Linked DNA regions of Homo sapiens: region 2 is linked to region 1. The links are chromatin contacts, found by Hi-C or POLR2A ChIA-PET in ENCODE. All regions are on one chromosome and are shown on one strand. The core of a region is the stretch at or near the end of the contact, and the rest is flanking DNA. Distances in the headings are between cores, read along the strand shown. Region 1 holds the start of SCP2D1-AS1 (SCP2D1 antisense RNA 1). Region 2 has its middle 49 kb from the start of SCP2D1-AS1.

Region 1 (5,792 bases), core at 1,519-4,018:
CTCTTGCCAGTCCCCAGCCTCCCTCTCCTTTCTCTCTTCCACTTTGCCTCTCTCCAGAACATCAAGAAAAGCATTCCCTGGCCTCTGCAGAACGGTGTCTCTTTCATCGGGCCTGAAGCATTGTTTTATTCTACAAAGCTCAGGGCATCTTCTCAATGAAAGTGAGTCTCTCCCCAGGAAGCTGGCTGAGAAAAGTAATCTGTTCAAAACCTCATGTAGAACAGACAGAGTCCCTTCACAGAGTCTGTGGCCATTATCATGCTGAACCAAAAGACAAGTAAGCCATCCCCTTTAAGCCCCCAAATCCTTTCTCAGCAAGCTCTGAAGTGGAAGAAGATTAATATTGCATCTCCAGGCTCCTGAGCCACTAAAAATAAAGAATGAACTTCCTCTGGGGAGTTGCCTGGGCCTTTTTCTGAATGCACCTCTGACCAAAAAACAAATAAAACAAACTCTTTCTAAGGGATCTCAGGGACAGCACTTTAATGGAGGAGCAATGAAGAACAAAACCTCCCATCTGCCAGCGCTAAAGATGATCCCCGGGCAAACTGGGGAAAACAGAGCAGAAAATTAAGCCTTTGCTTGGTCTCCTCTCCCAGGCTCAGTTCTCACCAGTCCAGACCTGCAGCACACCCTGCAAAGAGGTAAGTATGATGGACATCAGGAGCAGAAGCAGAAGAGAGCCTGGACATTAACCCTCCCCAGGGCTGCTTTGATGCTGAGCCATTTTATGCCTAGATAATGAACATACCCACAGCACTCCTGGGTCTGAATGCTGATATCAGTCTCTCTCCTCTTGCTCCAGAAAAGCCAATGAATTGTGTTACTTGGTTTAGTTTGGAGGGAAGTGGGGAGTAGAGCAATGTAATCAGTTTACGTACAGTCTTTCCAGAAAGAGGAAGATAAATCAAGTGTTCAGACACAGGTTATGACTCACGACAAGGCTGCATGCTTCTGGGAGGCCGTGATTCTGGGGGATGGCACAGCTGACCAGCAGGCAGGGATGGGGCTGTGATTTTTGCATTGATTCTAGTTTATACTTTTTTCTGTATCTTAGCAGTTCTGAAGTTGGAATGCATCTTAGTATATATCAAAGCTTCCTTACAACCACCTCCTCTAAGAAGTAGTCATGCCATATAGTTGCCTTTGCCTGTTACATGCATGAATATCAAAAGCACCAGCATCAAACCCAGCAGAGTGGTATCTGCCATGTGCATGGAAATCCTGGAGCCTCTCCTAATTGGTCTGGGAGTGAGAAGGGAAAATATGCCTTCAGGAGCCCTCTTCAAAGCAGGAATCAGAAGCAGGCTGCAAAACCAGCTTCAGAACCCAGGGCCAATGCTTTTAGTTCGTGCATGAATGACAAAAGGCAAACTCATAGAAGGAGAGAGTAGGATGGTGTTTATCAAAGGCTCAGCGATGGGGGTGGATGGAGAAAAGAGAGATTTTGATTAAAAAGTACAATATTCAGCCAGGCAGAGGGTCAAAACTTTAGTGATCTGTTGTACAGCATGATGAGTATAATTAATCATAGCATTGTATATTTCAAAATTGCTTAAAGATTGGATTTTAAATATTCTTATCATAAAAATTGATAAGTACATGAGGTGATAGATATGTTAATTTACTTGATTTTATCATTCTACAATGTACACACATACCAAAACATCACATTATACCCCATAAATATATGCAATCATTCTTTGTTAGTTAAAGATAAAATTAAAGAACAGAATTACTGTATTACCAAGGCTCTTCATGGCACTCAGGATGACATTGCCAGAGGAGTGGAGAGACCACAGGCAACAACAATTTGGGAGTCAAAAGTGAATCAGAAAAATCAGGTCAATGTTAAGAAATTTAGAATATATTAACCAATTTTATTTTGCTTATATTTTTCTTTTTATATTCACCCAAGTACTATATTATAAAAATTTTTACCTAATTAAATATAAAGCCCATTCAAATAAGTTGAAAATAAAATTCTAAAGAAAGCAGGATGCCATAGTTTTCCATTGCAATGTTAGTTCTTCCTCAGTGAGACATAAAATAAAGGTGCATTTGGGATTAGGTTGAGTTAAAGGTCCCAAATCTAATCTCCTGCTTCAATCGCAGTGCCCGATAAAACGAGCCAGCGACAGGCAGAAAGCGGAGCCCCACTGAGTTTGTAGTCAAAGTCCCCACCTTGCTTTGGGGCACGTTCGTCTTCCTCCCCTCTTCAATGAAAAACCGCTTCCCTCAGACATCAAGTGCTGCTGCATTCCTGGCCCAGATCAGTTATCAATCAGGAAGTCTTGTTCTTTTCTTTTCTTTCGGGACAAGTGACATAGAAGGCTCACTTTGGAGAACATGTCTTCTGGGTGGAGTGAGTGTTGTATTTCCTTTTTTTCTTTTTTTCTTTTTGAGACGGAGTCTCGCTCTTTCGCCCAGGCCGGACTGCAGTGGCGCTATCTCGGCTCACTGCAAGCTCCGCCTCCCGGGTTCACGCCATTCTCCTGCCTCAGCCTCCCGAGTAGCTGGGACTACAGGCGCCCGCCACCACGCCTGGCTAATTTTTTGTGTTTTTAGTAGAGACGGGGTTTCACCTTGTTAGCCAGGATGGTCTCGATCTCCTGACCTCGTGATCCGCCCGCCTCAGCCTCCCAAAGTGCTGGGATTACAGGCGTGAGCCACGGTGCCTGGCCGGGTTGTTGTATTTTAACGGTGGGAAAGGAAGGGCCCTCCCGAAGTGAGATTTCAGGCACTGGCCGTTGGAACAGACAAGGGAGAGGGTTCTCACCCCCCACTCCTTGAAGTCTGGCCATTTGGGTGGGAGAGGCTGGAGCAGCCAGTGAGGACACTCAGCACAGTGTGGGCAACCGGACAGGATGGATTTGAATTTATAAAGAACCTGCCTTCCTTCCTTCATGGTCCAAGCAAATGTTCCAGGTATTTAAGCCACATGCTGGAGAGGTAAGTTAGATAAGTTTCATGCTGGAGAGACAGGTAGATGGGACACAAATCTGGAAACTACCCATCAACAGTAGAACAGATAAATAAATTGTGGTATAGTCATAAAATAACATGTGATACAACTAAGAGGATGAATGAGCCAAAAGATGTGCAACAAATGCGTGAGTGTTACAGAGACAGTGTGGAGCCGAGGAATCCAGACACAAAATCAGAGTGCATGATTTTGTTTATGGGACAGCAAAACTGGGGAAACTAAACAATGTTATTTTTAAGTCAGAATTGTGGTTTCCCTGGGTTGGAGGACTAAGTAGGGACAAGAAAGAGGAGAAGGGACATCTGGGGTGCTGGAAGGGATTCTGTTTCTGGATCTGGAAGTTGGTTTATGAAAATACGGGTGCCTGTAGTTTATGAAACTTCATCAAGATGAACACAGGATGCATGCACCTTCTGCATTATGTGTGTTATTTGTCAAGAAGAAGTTTGTTAAAAGGAAGATCCTTCCTGTGGATCGTATGGGGCAAAAAAAGGAAGATCCTTCCCTTCAGGTTGCAGAGATGGGGAAGAAACCCAAACAGGCTGGCTACAGGATCTGAGGGAGGAGACTACATTAATTTTTTAGCTTCCACTTTTATCAGCCTGCTCAAAGCAATGCCCCAAACAAATTATATATTCTATGTCCCTGCAACTTCATGAAATAGGGATCTGCACACAAAAAAAGTGTTCCCCTGAGAGCTCCAGGAAATGGGTTTCACACACATCAATCAAGACTACAAAGGGGGCTAGGCGCGGTGGCTCATGCCTGTAATCCTAGCACTTTGGGAGGCCAAAGCAGGCAGATCACCTGAGGCCAGGAGCTCGAGACCAGCCTGGCCAATATGGCGAAACCCTGTCTCTACTAAAAATACAAAAATTAGCCTGGCGTGGTGGCGCGTGCCTGTAATCCCAACTCGGGAGGCTGAGGCAGGAGAATTGCTTGAACCTGGGAGGCGGAGGTGGCAGTGAGCCAAGATCGCGCCATTGCACTCCAGCCTGGGCAACAGGGCAAAAAAAAAGGTCTCCACTTCCTCACTTCCTTATTAAAGGAAGATTTGAAAGCATGCACACACACACACAAACACACACACACACACAGTCTCTAACAGCCATAATTTGTAGCCTAGGCTGAACCACAGCACTGTTTCAGTCATCCCATCTGCCCATTTTTTGGCCTCCGAGCTCTACCCAGCCGGAATTCACCCTATGAGCCCCGTTGAGCAGTAAGCAGTTATTTACTCCATCAATATTGACTGAGTACCCGCCACCATCCAGGCCCTGTGCTAGGTGTTTAATCTGGCAGCAATCATAGGAGGCAGGGAACATGATCCCCATTTTTATAGATGAAAAAGCTGGGCAGGGACATCAGAGCACTTATCCAAGGTCACAACCGGGTGGCAAGTGGGGGAGCTGCAGTTCACCCCTATGCACCATTCCTTGCTAGAAACTGTAGCCTTGATTTTCCAGTTATCTAATACTGCATAATGAGCCACCCCAAAACAGTGGCATAAAACCGGAACAATGATTTGCTCATGGATCTGGGGGTCAACTGGGCTCCACTGGGCAGTTCTTGCTCAGGGACTCCCATGTGTTTGCAGAGACATGCAGTGTCTGCGGCCCTCTCCAGAGATTCCTCACTGGGAATCCGGGCATCCCTGAGCATCTCTGTCTGGTCTCCCCACATGGGGACCTTGGGGTGTCAGAACTTCTCACAAGGGGCAGAAGTCTGCAAGAAACCAGCAGAAGCCTAGAAAGTCATGCAGTATCACCTCTGCCACGTTGTGTTCATCGAGGCAGCCACAATGGCCCACCCCAGCTCAGAGGGAGGGGACCTGGATCCCACCTCTTGATGGGAGGAGTAACAAAGAATTTGCAAGTGTTTAAAACCACCACAGCTGATAAGTTTGTCACAGTGGATATTGACCACGATGACTGTCTTCACATTTCCACTCTCTTCCTTCACTTCTGATGTGCATTTTAATGCCGTACTTCCTGCTTCTGAGTTTGGCCATATCACTTGCTCTGGCCTGTGGGATGTTAGCCCAATGATGCGTTTCCCCTCTGCCATCATCATGGGGAAAATGTGCCCGGACCATGCCACTGGTCTAAAGGGGAGTGTCTCAGTTCATTTTCTGTTGCTTATAACAGAATATCTGAAACAGGGTAATTTATAAGAAGTGAAATTTATGTCTTACAGTTCTGGAGGCTGAGAAGTCCAAGGTTCAGGGGTCACATCTGGTGAAATCCTTCTTGCCAGTGGGGACTCTCTGAAGAGTCTTGAGACCGTACAGGACATTACGTGGCGAGGGAGCTGAGCATGCTAGCTCAGGCCTCTCTTCCTCTGCTTATAAAGCCACCAGTTCCACTTCTACAATAACCCATCAATTCATTAATTCATTAACCCATGAATGAGTTAATCTATTTGTAAAGAGAAGAGCCTTCATGACCCAATCACCTCTTAAAGGCCCCACCTTTCAATACTGCCACATTGGGGACTGAGTATCCAACACATGAAATTTGAGGGACACATTCAAACCATAGCAGGGAGGGAAAGGAGATGAGAGACTGGAGGGGCAGGGCCCAGCCAGCCTGAATTAGCAGATCCTCAGTCAGACCGCAGGTCCATGAGTATAATTCAGTGCTGTGCCTTAGCACTACTTATTGCAGAGTTTTGAGATAGCTTGTGACTCAGTGTTGCCGTGGCTCTAAGTAGTTTGGACACTGCCACTCAAAAAAGACATTGGAATCCAACTTCAGAGAAAATATTGGGAGATATGAGAAACCTTATAACTAATCATATGTCACAG
Region 2 (5,792 bases), core at 1,633-4,132, 49 kb before region 1:
AGCAGTTCCTTTTACCCAGTAGCTCATGTCTAGCTATCAAGAAAAAATTACAAGACATTAAAAAGCAGAAAACATAGTTTGAAGACACAGAGGAAGCATCAGAATCGGACTCAGATCCATCAGGAATTAGAATTATCAGACTAGGAATTTTAAACAATGATCAACATGCTAACGAATAAAGTAGGCAGCAGGCAAAAATGGATGGGCAATGTAAGCAGAGAGATAGAAAGTTTAAGAAATAATCAAAAGGAAATGCTAGGTAGACATCAAAAACACTGTTAAATAAATGAATAATGCCTTTCATGGGCCTACTGGTAGATTAGAGATGGTTGAGGAAAGAATCTCCAAATTTGAGGACATCTCAGTAGAAACCACCAAAACTGAGAAGCAAAGAGAAAAAAGAGCAGAAAAATAGAACAGCATATTCAAGAACTGTGGAACAACTATAAAAGCTGCATACACATAGGGAATTCCAGAAGAAGAGAGGGTGAAAGGAACAAAAGAAATATTTTAAAAAATGACTGAGAATTTTCACAAAATTAATGTCAGATATCAAACTACATATCCAAGAAGCTCAGAGAACACCAGGCAGAATAAATGTCAAAAAGACTACACCTAGGCATATCATATACAAACTGCAGAAAATCAAAGATAAAGAAACAATCCTTAAGGAAACCAGAGAAAAACATATCTTACCTGTAAAGCAGCAAAGATAAGAATTATACTCAACTTCTCCTCAAAAGCCAGGTGTATTAGTCCATTTTGCATTGCTATAAAGAAATATCTGAGGATGGGTAATTTATAAAGAAAAGAGGTTTATTTGGCTAACGGTTCTGCAGGCCATACAAGCATGGCACCAGCATCTGCTTGGCTTCTGTTGAGGCCTCAGGAAGCTTTTAGTCATAGCGGAAGGGAAGGGGAGCTGGCATGTTACATGGCAAGAGATGGAGTGAGAGACAGGAGGAAGTGTTGGGCTCCTTTAGAAAACCAGCTCTCACATGAACTAACAGAGTGAAAACTCACTAATTTACATGGGAAGGGTACAAAGCCATTTATGAGGGATCCACCCCCATGACCCAAACATCTCCCATTAGGCCCCACCTCCAACACTTAGGATCACATTTCAACATAAGATTTAGAGGAGACAAACATCCAAACCATATCACCAGGCAATCAAGGAGAGAGTGGAGTGAATATTTAAAGTGTTAAGAGAAAAAACCTACCAACCTATAATTCTGTACCCTGTGAAATTATCTTTCGAAAGTGAAGGAGAAATAAAGTCTTTCTTAGACAAACAAAAATTGAGGGAATATTTTTCCACAGACTTGCCCTGAGAGAAATATTAAAAGAAATTCTTTAGCAAGAAGGAAAATGATAAAGGTCAGAAATGCAGATCTATGTGAAGAAGGAAAAAGCATCAAAGAAGCAATATTCAAGGTAAAATTAAAGTTTTTATTTTTCTCCTTCTTAATTGATCTAACAGACAATATTTTGTTCAAAATAATCACAGAAATATATTTGATTATATATGCTTATTTGTGTGTGTATGTGTATATATGCCTATATATGCTTATGTGTAAGTAAAATGAATGACAGCAATGATACAAGGCTCAGGAAGGAAGAATTAGGAACATTTTGTTATTATGAGGTACTCACACTACAAGTGAAGAGTATAGTGTTATTTGAAAGTGGACTTGGATTAATTATAAATGCATATTGAAAACTTTAGGGTGAGCACTAAAAAAGGTAAGAAGAAAAAAGAAGCATAACTAATATGCTAATAAAAGAGAGAAAATAGAATTATATTAACTAAAACCACAAAAAGGCAGAAGAGTGGAAAACAAAAATAGGAAAAAGAACAAGGGTAATCAATAGGAAACAGGAATAAATACATTAGATATTAATCCATCTCTATCAATAATTACTTTGAGCATCAATGGTCTAAATGTACAAGTTAAAAGGCAGATATTGTCAAGGTGGATTAAAAAACAATACCCACCTATATGTTGTATACAAGAAACCCATTTAAAATATAAATACACATATGGATTAAAAGTTAAAGGGGAGAGGGGATCATCATGGTGGACGGGAGGCAGGACTAGATTGCAGCTCCAACTTAGAGGGACAGAGCAGCATGCAGAGGCTTGCACTGTGAATTTTAGCTCCAGTTCAACTGCAAGAACAAACCAGTAATACCAAGAGGACACAAAGACCCTCTGAAGGAAGTGGACTGCTCCTGCAGGACCCAGGAGACACCCCAAATACTGCAAGTGCCCCCAACTGCAGAAGTGGGAAAGGGAGATCCTCCTCTCCTGAACACATCCCCACTGGAGAAACTGGAGGTCTGTTTGTGGGAGAAGTTTCTGACCTTACCTGGAGCTGAGTCAATTTAGAGAGCCAAGTGAAATACAGGGGTGGAGGAAGCAGCAAGAAAGGCACTGAGAGCTCACTGGGTCCCCAAACAGGCCATTCCTGCCTGGCACCACAGGGATCCATCAGGAGGGCAACCAGAGGAGTGGGGAAAAACATCACAGGGAGAAGGAAATCTCCAGCTGAGCTTTGTAATAATTTGAACTGGGTGAGAAGCCTCCCAGCCAGAAGTTGGGGGAGGGCACGAATCCAGTGTGCAGACTCCACAGATTGGGAAGGAACCAAGCCATTTTCTTTCCCAGCTGGGAGGCGAGTAGCCTGGGGCAAGTTCTCAAGCCTGGCTCACCCACTGCCTAGAAAGAGACTCTGGACTGTGGGGTGGGGCAAGGTGGGAGTGAGACCAGCCCTTTGGTTTGTGTGGGAGCTGGGTAAGGCCTGTGACTGCCAGCTTTTCCCCACTTCCCTGACAACCTGCATGACTCAGCAGAGGCAGCCACAATCCTGCTAGGTACACAACTCCATTGACCTGGGAACCTCACCCCCATTCCCCACAGCAGCTGCAGCAAGACTGGCCCAAGGAGAGTCTGAGCTCAGACATGCCTAGCCCTGCCCCCACCAGATGGGCCTTCCTTACCCACCCTGGTAGCTGAAGATGAAGGGCATATAATCTTGGGAGTTCTAGGGCCCCGCCCATGACCAGTTCCTGTCCATACTACCACAGCTGATGCTCTCAGGAAAGCATCACCTAGTAGCAGAAGGCCAATCAGCTTTAGAGAATTAAGCCACCAAAGCTAAAAACCCTCACAGAGTGCATTTCACACCCCTGCCACCTCCAACTGAACAAGTGCTGGTATCCACATCTAAGAGAGTGATAGACAGTTCACATCACAGGACTCTATGCAGACAAACCCCAGTACCAACCCAGAGCCTGGTAGACTTGCTGAGTGGCTAGACCCAGAAGAGAGACAACAATCACTGCAGTTTGGCTTACAAGAAGCCACATCCATAGGAAAAGGAGGACAGTACTACATCAAGGGAACACCCCATGGGACAAAAGAATCTGAACAACAGCCTTCAGCCCTAGATCTTCCCTCTGACAGAGCCTACCCAAATGAGAAGGAACCAGAAAACCAACTCTGGTAATATGACAAAACAAGGCTCTTTAACACCGTACCCCTACCCCCGCCCCACAAAAAAATATTACACTAGTTAACCAGCAATGGATCCAAACCAGGAAGAAATCCCTGATTTTCCTGAAAAATAATTCAGGAGGTTAGTTATTAAGCTTATCAAGGAGGCACCAGAGAAAGGTGAAGCCCAATGCAAGGAAATAAAAAAAATTATACAAGACATTAAGGGAGAAATATTGAAGGAAATAGATTGCATAAAGAAAAAGTCAGAGATCCAAGAAACATTGGACACACTTATAGAAATGCAAAAATGCTCTAGAAAATCTCAGCAATAGAATTGAACAAGTAGAAGAAAGAAAATCGGAGCTGGAAGACAAGATCTTTGAATTAACCCAATCCAACAAAGACAAAGAAAAAAGCATAAGAAAATATGAACAAAGCCTCCAAGAAGTCTAGGATTATGTTCAATGACCAAACCTAAGAATAATCAGTGTTCCTGAGGAAGAAGAGAAATCTAAAAGTTTGGAAAATATATTTGGGGGAATAATCAAGGAAAACTTCTCCAGCCTTGCTAGAGATCTAAACATCCAAATACAAGAAGCACAAAGAACACCTGGGAAATTTATCGCAGAAAGATCATCACCTAGGCACATTGTCATCAGGTTATATAAAGTGACAATGAAGGAAAGAATCTCAAGTGCTGTAAGACTGAAGCACCAGGTAACCTATAAAGAAAAACCTATCAGATTAATGGCAAATTTCTCAACAGAAATCCTACAAGCTAGAAGGGACTGGGGCTCTATCTTCAGCCTCCTCAAACAAAACAATTATCAGCCAAGAATTTTGTATCCAGTGAAACTAAGCATCATTTATGAAAAAAAGATACAGTCGTTTTCAGACAAACAATTGCTGAGAGAATTTGCCATGACCAAGCCACCACTACAAGAACTGCTAAAAGGAGCTCTAAATCTTGAAACAACTCCTGGAAACACAACAAAACAGGACCTCTTTAAAGCAAAAATCACACAGGACCTATAAAACAAAAACACAAGTTAAAAAACAAAAACAAAAAGCAAAAAAAAAAAAGAAATAGGTAACAAATAGTACAATGAATGCAACAGCACCCCACATCTCAGTACTAACATTGAATGTAAATGGCCTAAATGCTGCACTTAAAAGATACAGAACTGCAGAATGAATAAGAACTCATCAACCAACTATCTGCTGCCTTCAGGAGACTCACCTAACTCATAAGGACTCACATAAACTTTAAGTAAACGGGATGGGAAAAGGCATTTCATGCAAATGGACACCAAAAGCAAGCAGAGGCAGCTATTCTTATATCAGACAAAACAAATTTTAAAGCAACAGCAGTTAAAAGACACAAAGAGGGATATTATGTAACGGTAAAAGGCCCTGTCCAACAGGAAAATATCACAATCATAAACATATATGCACCTAACACTGGAGCCCCCAAATTTATAAAACAATTACTAATAGACCTAGGAAATGAGATAGACAGCAACGCAATAATAGTGGGGGACTTCAATACTCCACTGACAGCACTAGATAGGTCATCAAGACAGAAAGTCAATAAAGAAACAATGGATTTAAACTATACCTTGGAACAAATGGACTAAACAGATACATGCAGAACATTTCATTCAACAACTGCAGAATACACATTTTACTCAACAGCACATGGAACTTTCTCCAAGAGAGACCATATGATAGGCCATAAAATGAACCTCAATAAATTTAAGAAAATTGAAATTATATCAAGCACTCACATAGACCACAGTGGAATAAAACTAGAAATCAACTCCAAAATAACCTTCAAAACCAAGCAAATACATGTAAATTAAATAACCTGCTCCTGAATGAGCAATGGGTCAAAAACAAAATCAAGATGAAAATTTAAAAATTCTTCAAATGGAATGACAATAATAACACAATATATCAAAACCTCTGGGATACAGCAAAGGTGATGCTGAGAGGAAAGTTAATAACCCTAAATGTCTACATCAAAAAGACTGAAAAAGCACAAACTGACATTCTAAGGTCACATCTCAAGGAACTAGAGAAACAAGAACAAACCAAACCCAAGCCCAGCAGAAAAAAGGAAATAACAAAGACCAGAGCAGAACCAAATGAAACTGAAACAACAACAACAAAATACAACAGATAAATTAAGAAATGAAACAGGAGATATTACAACTGACACCACTGAAATACAAAAGATCATTCAAGGCTACTATGAACACCTTTACACACATAAACTAGAAAACCTAG

The links. A loop is a pair of places that touch in the nucleus more often than their neighbours do. ChIA-PET counts read pairs that join two places held with the same protein, here RNA polymerase II (POLR2A).
Region 2: a map of cardiac septum shows a loop between it and region 1 (2.9-fold over the local background). The contact joins the enhancer-like site here to the promoter of SCP2D1-AS1 in region 1. A Hi-C loop is called at or near these places in 2 of 168 maps with a recorded cell type or tissue (astrocyte of the cerebellum and cardiac septum). POLR2A ChIA-PET finds 5 or more read pairs at or near these places in 1 of 52 experiments (A673).

The regions. Positions count from the first base shown.
Region 1 is chr20:18,827,179-18,832,970 of GRCh38, reverse strand. It overlaps SCP2D1-AS1 (SCP2D1 antisense RNA 1), which reads left to right and starts at 2,768. Exons shown (of 3, transcript NR_161343.1): 1 at 2,768-2,928.
Region 2 is chr20:18,876,446-18,882,237 of GRCh38, reverse strand. No RefSeq gene overlaps it. Among named protein-coding and RNA genes, the nearest start is that of SCP2D1-AS1, 49 kb to the right of the region's middle. Within about 2 kb of position 2,882, at least 2 of the 41 ENCODE cell types and tissues checked have a DNase peak (open chromatin) inside an H3K27ac peak, as active enhancers do.